Linked DNA regions of Homo sapiens: region 1 is linked to region 2. The links are chromatin loops, found by intact Hi-C in ENCODE. Cell type or tissue: tibial artery. All regions are shown on one strand. Links, peaks and the distances in the headings refer to the core of each region. The heading gives the core; the rest is flanking DNA. Region 1 overlaps VPS13D (vacuolar protein sorting 13 homolog D). Region 2 holds the start of VPS13D (vacuolar protein sorting 13 homolog D).

The links. Peaks named below come from ENCODE experiments on the same cell type or tissue, not always from the same donor. Only the 100,000 strongest peaks of a DNase experiment are listed, where the experiment ranks them.
Region 1: a loop joins it to region 2, with 2.2 times the contacts of the local background. A loop is called at or near these places in 6 of 110 quality-filtered maps.

The regions. Positions count from the first base shown.
Region 1 is chr1:12,283,181-12,286,085 of GRCh38, forward strand. VPS13D (vacuolar protein sorting 13 homolog D) reads left to right here. Exons shown (of 70, transcript NM_015378.4): 21 at 1-556. Among named protein-coding and RNA genes, the nearest start is that of VPS13D, 55 kb to the left of the region's middle. In tibial artery, for the core only: no CTCF peak of the experiment used is centred there; no DNase peak of the experiment used is centred there.
Region 2 is chr1:12,228,757-12,231,661 of GRCh38, forward strand. VPS13D (vacuolar protein sorting 13 homolog D) reads left to right here and starts at 1,274. Exons shown (of 70, transcript NM_015378.4): 1 at 1,274-1,364. RefSeq lists an enhancer at 1,023-1,953 and silencers at 1,099-1,628, 1,165-1,333. In tibial artery, for the core only: a CTCF peak has its summit at 1,194 (motif pointing right); a DNase peak (open chromatin) is centred at 1,163; H3K4me3 peaks cover 1,873 bases; H3K27ac peaks cover 1,460 bases.

The sequences.
Region 1 (2,905 bases), core at 309-2,808, 54 kb after region 2:
AGCCCCTAAGCCATCTAGTTTAGCACAAAAAGAATACCTTTCTCAGTCTTGCCCCTCAGTGTCCAATGTGGAATATCCTGATATGCCTCGGTCTCTCCCTTCCCACATGGAAGAAGCTCCTAATGTCTTCCAGTTGTATCAAAGGCCCACCTCTGCGTCCCGGAAAAAGCAAAAGGAAGTCCAAGACAAGGACTATCCCTTGACCCCACCTCCTTCTCCAACAGTGGATGAGCCCAAGATACTTGTTGGAAAGAGTAAATTTGATGATTCCTTAGTCCACATCAACATATTCTTGGTAGATAAGAAACATCCAGAATTCTCTTCCAGTTACAATCGAGTTAACCGGAGCATTGATGTTGATTTTAATTGCTTGGATGTGCTGATCACACTGCAAACCTGGGTTGTGATATTAGACTTTTTTGGAATCGGCTCCACTGCAGACAACCACGCAATGAGGCTGCCTCCTGAGGGCATTCTGCACAACGTGAAGTTGGAGCCACATGCCTCCATGGAGTCTGGACTTCAGGATCCAGTGAACACCAAACTGGATCTCAAGGTATCCTCAGTTCCCTTTGGCTCCCTTAAGCTCTAAAAATGGATTTGGGCTTGTTGATTTAAATACAAGCACTTTACATTTACTTTGGAAAATATCTCTTGTTGGCAGGGGAGCTATCTAGTCTTCTAGGTGTTTGCTACGAAAGGTAGACATGAATATTTTGGGAAAGGTTTTACTGTAAATCCCATCTGGAGGCAGGGAAAATAAGTGGTTTAAGAATCTTACCTTTCCTTTGAGCTCTATAATTCAGTGGAGTTACTTTGCTTCTCTGAACCGTAGTTTCCTCATCTTCCATCATCTAAGATGACTAAATGAGGTGATGTGTGGAAGGCACCTAGCAAAGTGTGTAATCTGTAATAGCAACTTTAAAGTGTGGCTTTTGTTTCTGTCTCCCCATTCTCTCAGAACATTATTTGCTTGCATTGAGGGCAACAGCGTAACTGTTAAGAATGGTCTCAAAAGTTGGACTCCGTGAGTTTGAGTCCTGGTACTTTCACTGTACCCATATAGCTATGTGACCTGGGGCAAACCACTTGGCCTCTTTTGCCCTTAATGTTTTCATGAGTAAACTGAGGATGTTCAGTGGTGCCCCCATCATAGGGTTGTTGTAAGGCCCTCCACACAGTGTGTGGCACACAATAAGGATTTAATGAATGGTAGCCATTATTATTTTTATATTACATGGATTACCATACTTATAACTTGTCCTTGATACTCATACTGTAAGTATTAAGAAAAAAACCATAAAAAAGACAGCATTTGAGTTTAAGGCTATTCTGCTCTGTGTGATAGACCAGTAGGATGTGAAAGCAGTTAACCTGAATAGCCCATTCGAGGGCACATAGGCCTGCTGTCACTAGCACTCGTCCAGAGCCCTGGAACCCCGGCCGTGGCTGGTAACATTTGTGTGCCTCAAGGATGTTCTTTATCCACATGTCTTAGCATGTGTGGACTTGCACTTCCTGCTGGGGAGAAGTCAGGGAGGAGAATCACATTTTATCCTGTTGCCATTTTCTTATTTCCCTTGCTGATAGTAGGCCTCATTCCTCTAGAAATGGAAGACATCTCAGGGTAGAGATGGGAAAGGACCAGCTTACCTTTCTTGTTCAGTGTCTGGTGAATGAATGACTTTGCAGTACTCCGAGGCCTCTGGTACTTTTGGTTTAGCAAGGTGGATGGAACCTGGAGAGGCGTTAGCCATTCCTTTGGGCTTCATGTGTCTGTACCTGGAACTTTATTCTTGCAGTGTCTGTGATGATCTGCGTCAGGAACTCTTTGGTGTTGAATATGCAGTGCTCCCAGAGGGCTTTGCCTTGATTGATGTGGCTGGTTCTACAAGGGAATAGGACTGGATAAGTGTTCCTCAACAATGCATTTTTTAAAATAAGAATTTTTGACAAACATTTTTATTGTGAAAAAATTCAGATACATCACAGAGAAACAGTATAATGAACCCCCATTTGCCCAGTCCTATAATTCATCACATTTACTTTATGCCTTTTCTTCTTTGCTGAAGTATTTTATTTTATGTATTTATTTATTTATTTATTTATTTATTTATTTTTTTTTTTTGAGACGGAGTCTCGCTCTGTCGCCCAGGCTGGAGTGCAGTGGCGGGATCTTGGCTCACTGCAACCTCTGCCTCCTGGGTTCAAGCAATTCTCCTGCCTCAGTCTCCTGAGTAGCTGGGATTACAGGTGCGCGCCGCCATGCCCATCTAATTTTGTAGTTTTAGTAGAGATGGAGTTTAATCATGTTGGTCAGGCTGGTCTCAAACTCCTGACCTCAAGTGGTCTGCCTGCCTCAGTCTCCCAAAGTGCTGGGATTACAGGAGTGAGCCACTGCGCGTTGCCTGCTGAAGTATTTTAAAGCAAATTCCAGATATATCATTTCACTCTACATACGTCAGTATTTATTTCTAAAAAAACAATGGACATACCACAATGCATTGTCACGTCCAACTAACAAGAATTCCTTGGTATTTTCTAACACCAGTCCATAATCAGATTCTCTGATTGTCTCAAAAATGCCCTTTTATTGGTGGATTGTAGAGGAATGAATGGTTTAAGAAACTTCTTGTCTTTCTATTCTGTTGGTCTCTATAATTCAGTAGAATACTGTGCTTTTGTAAGCCAAAGTTTTCTCATTTACAAAATAAGGAGAATTAAATAAAATGATGCATGAATTTCTTTCTTCCTTTCCTTTCCTTTCCTTTCCTTTCCTTTCCTTTCCTTTCCTTTCCTTTCCTTTCCTTTCCTCTCCTCTCCTCTCCTCTCCTCTCCTCTCCTCCTCTCCCCTCCCCTCCCTTCCCTTCCTTTCCTTTCCTTCCCTTTCCTTCCTTTCCTTTCT
Region 2 (2,905 bases), core at 237-2,736:
GTTCCATGAATAAAATACAACAGGGTAATGGATAATGGAACTTTATTTTTATTTTCATTTTTGAGAGGGAGTCTCACTCTGTCTGGAGTGCAGAGGGGTGATCTCGGCTGACTGCAACCTCCGCCTCCCGGGTTCAAGTGATTCTCCTGCCTCAGCTTCCCCAGTAGCTGGGACTACAGGTGTGCACTACCACGCCCGGCTAATTTTTGTAGTTTTAGTAGAGATGGGGTTTCACTATGTTGGCCAGGCTGGTCTCAAACTCCTGACTTCAGTGATCCGCCCGCCTCAGCCTCCTGAAGTGCTGGGATTACAGGCATGAGCCACTGTGCCCAGCTCATAATGGAACCGTAGATAGGCACAAGTCCTCTCTGAGTGGAATATTTGAAGCCAGAGGGAGTCAGCTATACGAATATCCAGAGCTATTCTGTAGCTCTGGATTGGCCACAAGAGGGTATTGAGCACTGGAATTCTGGCTAGTTTGTACTGAGATGCGCAGTAAATGTAAAATATACCCGAATTTCAAAAACTTACTATAAAAAAGTTAACATATTGTATTAGTAATTTTTTCTTTTGGCGACATGTTGAGATGATCATATTTTGAACATATTGGATTAAATATATTAAAATGAAGTTCATTTTCTTCTTTTTCGTTTAAAAAAAATGTACTAGCTAGTAAATGTGGATTGCCTATGTGGCTGGCATTGTGTTTCTATTGGTCTGAGGAGAAGGGTCCTAGGTAGAGACAACGGCAAAGGTACAGTTCCTGGGGCAGAAACTGAAGGATGCTGAGGCAGAGTCGGCCGGGGAAAAAGTGGCTGAAATGGGAAGGGACCAGATCCAGTGGGACCTTGGTGGCAGCTCTGTAAGGAGGTGGGTTTTAACTGAAGTACGGTGGGGACGCCGTTTTAAGCAGGGAAGGGCAGGGTCTGAATTAACAGGCCCCTGTGGCTGCGAAGTGGGGAACGGACTGTGGGTGAGTGGGCCAGACGGACGGCCAATCGCACCTTTCGCTTGGATGGAAGGCAGGGTGGTTGTAGGTGGGAAGAATCCTGGGTTCCCATGCTGTCTGAACCAGAGTCATTTGTGGCCCTGCCCTCCCCTGGGACTCAATTTCCCCACCTATAAAATAAGCCCCAGTGTCCGCGAACCCTGGAGGGGCCCGCACCACTGCAGGAGCGGCCGCCGGCGCCAGGGGGCGCCTCCTCGATAACTCGGCGCTCGGCTGGCCAGGCACCGGCGCGTCGGCCGCTCGATTGGTCGGGTCGGGGCCGGCCTGAGCGCCGCGGGCCTGCGCCATTGAGGAGCGGCGGGGAGGAAACGCCGCGCAGCGCCGGGCTGGGGCGGGCGGCCCGGGACACCGACAGGTAGGGGCCGAGCGGCTCCGTGCCGGGCGGGGCCAGGGTCGGGAACTGCAGGGCCGGCGCGGACCCGCGGGCCGCCGCTAGGGCTCCGCCTGGACATGGGGGCCCGGGCCCACCCTGGGGAGAGCGATGCTAGGAGCCTGGGGGCCCCGTCGTCCGGCCTCGGTCTGAGCCCCTCGGGGTAACCCTGGGCGTCTGCTCCCCCCGGGCCCCAAGCCCGCCACCTCCGGGGACCCCTGCGTCCGAGTCCCCGCGAGCTCCCCAAGCACAGGCTCGGGGCTGGCTGAACCTCTGGGAACCCCGACGTCCGTGTCCTGGGGAGCCCGAGCCCCCGCTGGACCCCGGCACACTTTCCGGGGTCCCAGCAGCCTGGCGCCCTGGAATTGGGGGGTGTCAGTCCGCGCCTGTCCGCCTGAGCCTTGGTCTCAATGCAGGACCCCAGTGTGCGAGCCCCCCACATTACGCCGAAGAGTGGGGTGTCAGTTCTCTAGAATGCCTTAGCCACCTCCCTTAATCAGCCACCCGAGGTCACACTCTCGCGTGGAGACATCAGGCCTAAAACCTCTCTTTACCTTTTGCCCCCCAGGGTCACGCCCTGGCCCAGCCACTCCTCCTAGGTGTGGGATGCCAGACATCAGGCCTAAAACCTCTCTTTACCTTTTACCCCCCAGGGTCACGCCCTGGCCCAGCCACTCCTCCTAGGTATGGGATCCCGGCGCCGTTCCCTCCAGGTTTTACTTGGGTGGTGGGGTCTCTGTCCCCTGGAGGGGGCTGAGGGTTCCGAGAGCTGGGGGCGGGAGGGTTGTGGGAGCGTCGCCTTCCGGGCAGTGCCGTTCCTGTGGGGCCACCGGTCGCACAGCCGTCCCCGCCCCGGTTTTGGAGCTCCCTGGCGCCGGCAGCGTTCAGCCCTGGCCGCCTCGGGGAGGGACGCCCAGGTCCGGTTGCCAGTCCTTCCTATTCCCGGTCTGGCCGCTCCTCAGGGGAGGGGCCTGGCTCAAGGTCATGCCCGGCTGTCTGCCCGCCCGTGGGCTCAGCACTGATCCCTACTGTCACCCGCCCCACTGGGTAGGGGAGCCCAGGTGGGGGTTAGTGCCAGTGCCAGGCAGCTGCCTAGAAGTCCTGATGGACCGGAGTGTAAACACTTTGGGACTCTGGCCAGTCTGGCGGCCCTTGCTGACACTGAATTCCTTCAGGGAATCCTTGAAGTGGCCTCAAGCACGGTCTAGATGCTTAGCAGAGCAAATAATGGGTGCTTTCTGGTTTGGGCCTCAATGTTACTGACCAGGTTGCCTCACAATGCTAATCACTCATGCTTTTAAAATCTGTGCTTTGCATTCTTTTCCGTTTAGGGCAAGTAGGGTAGGGCCTGAACTTGTTTACAAACTGACAGTTGTTTCCCTTGATTTGGAGATAATTGGTAATTGGCACTCAGAGTTGGCATTTAGGGCCGAAATTAGTGGCAATAACTACAAAAATAAAGAGTACTCTGACCTTGGCTTCTTGCTCAAATTTGTTTGGAGTCCCCATAGTAAGATTAGTCAGTT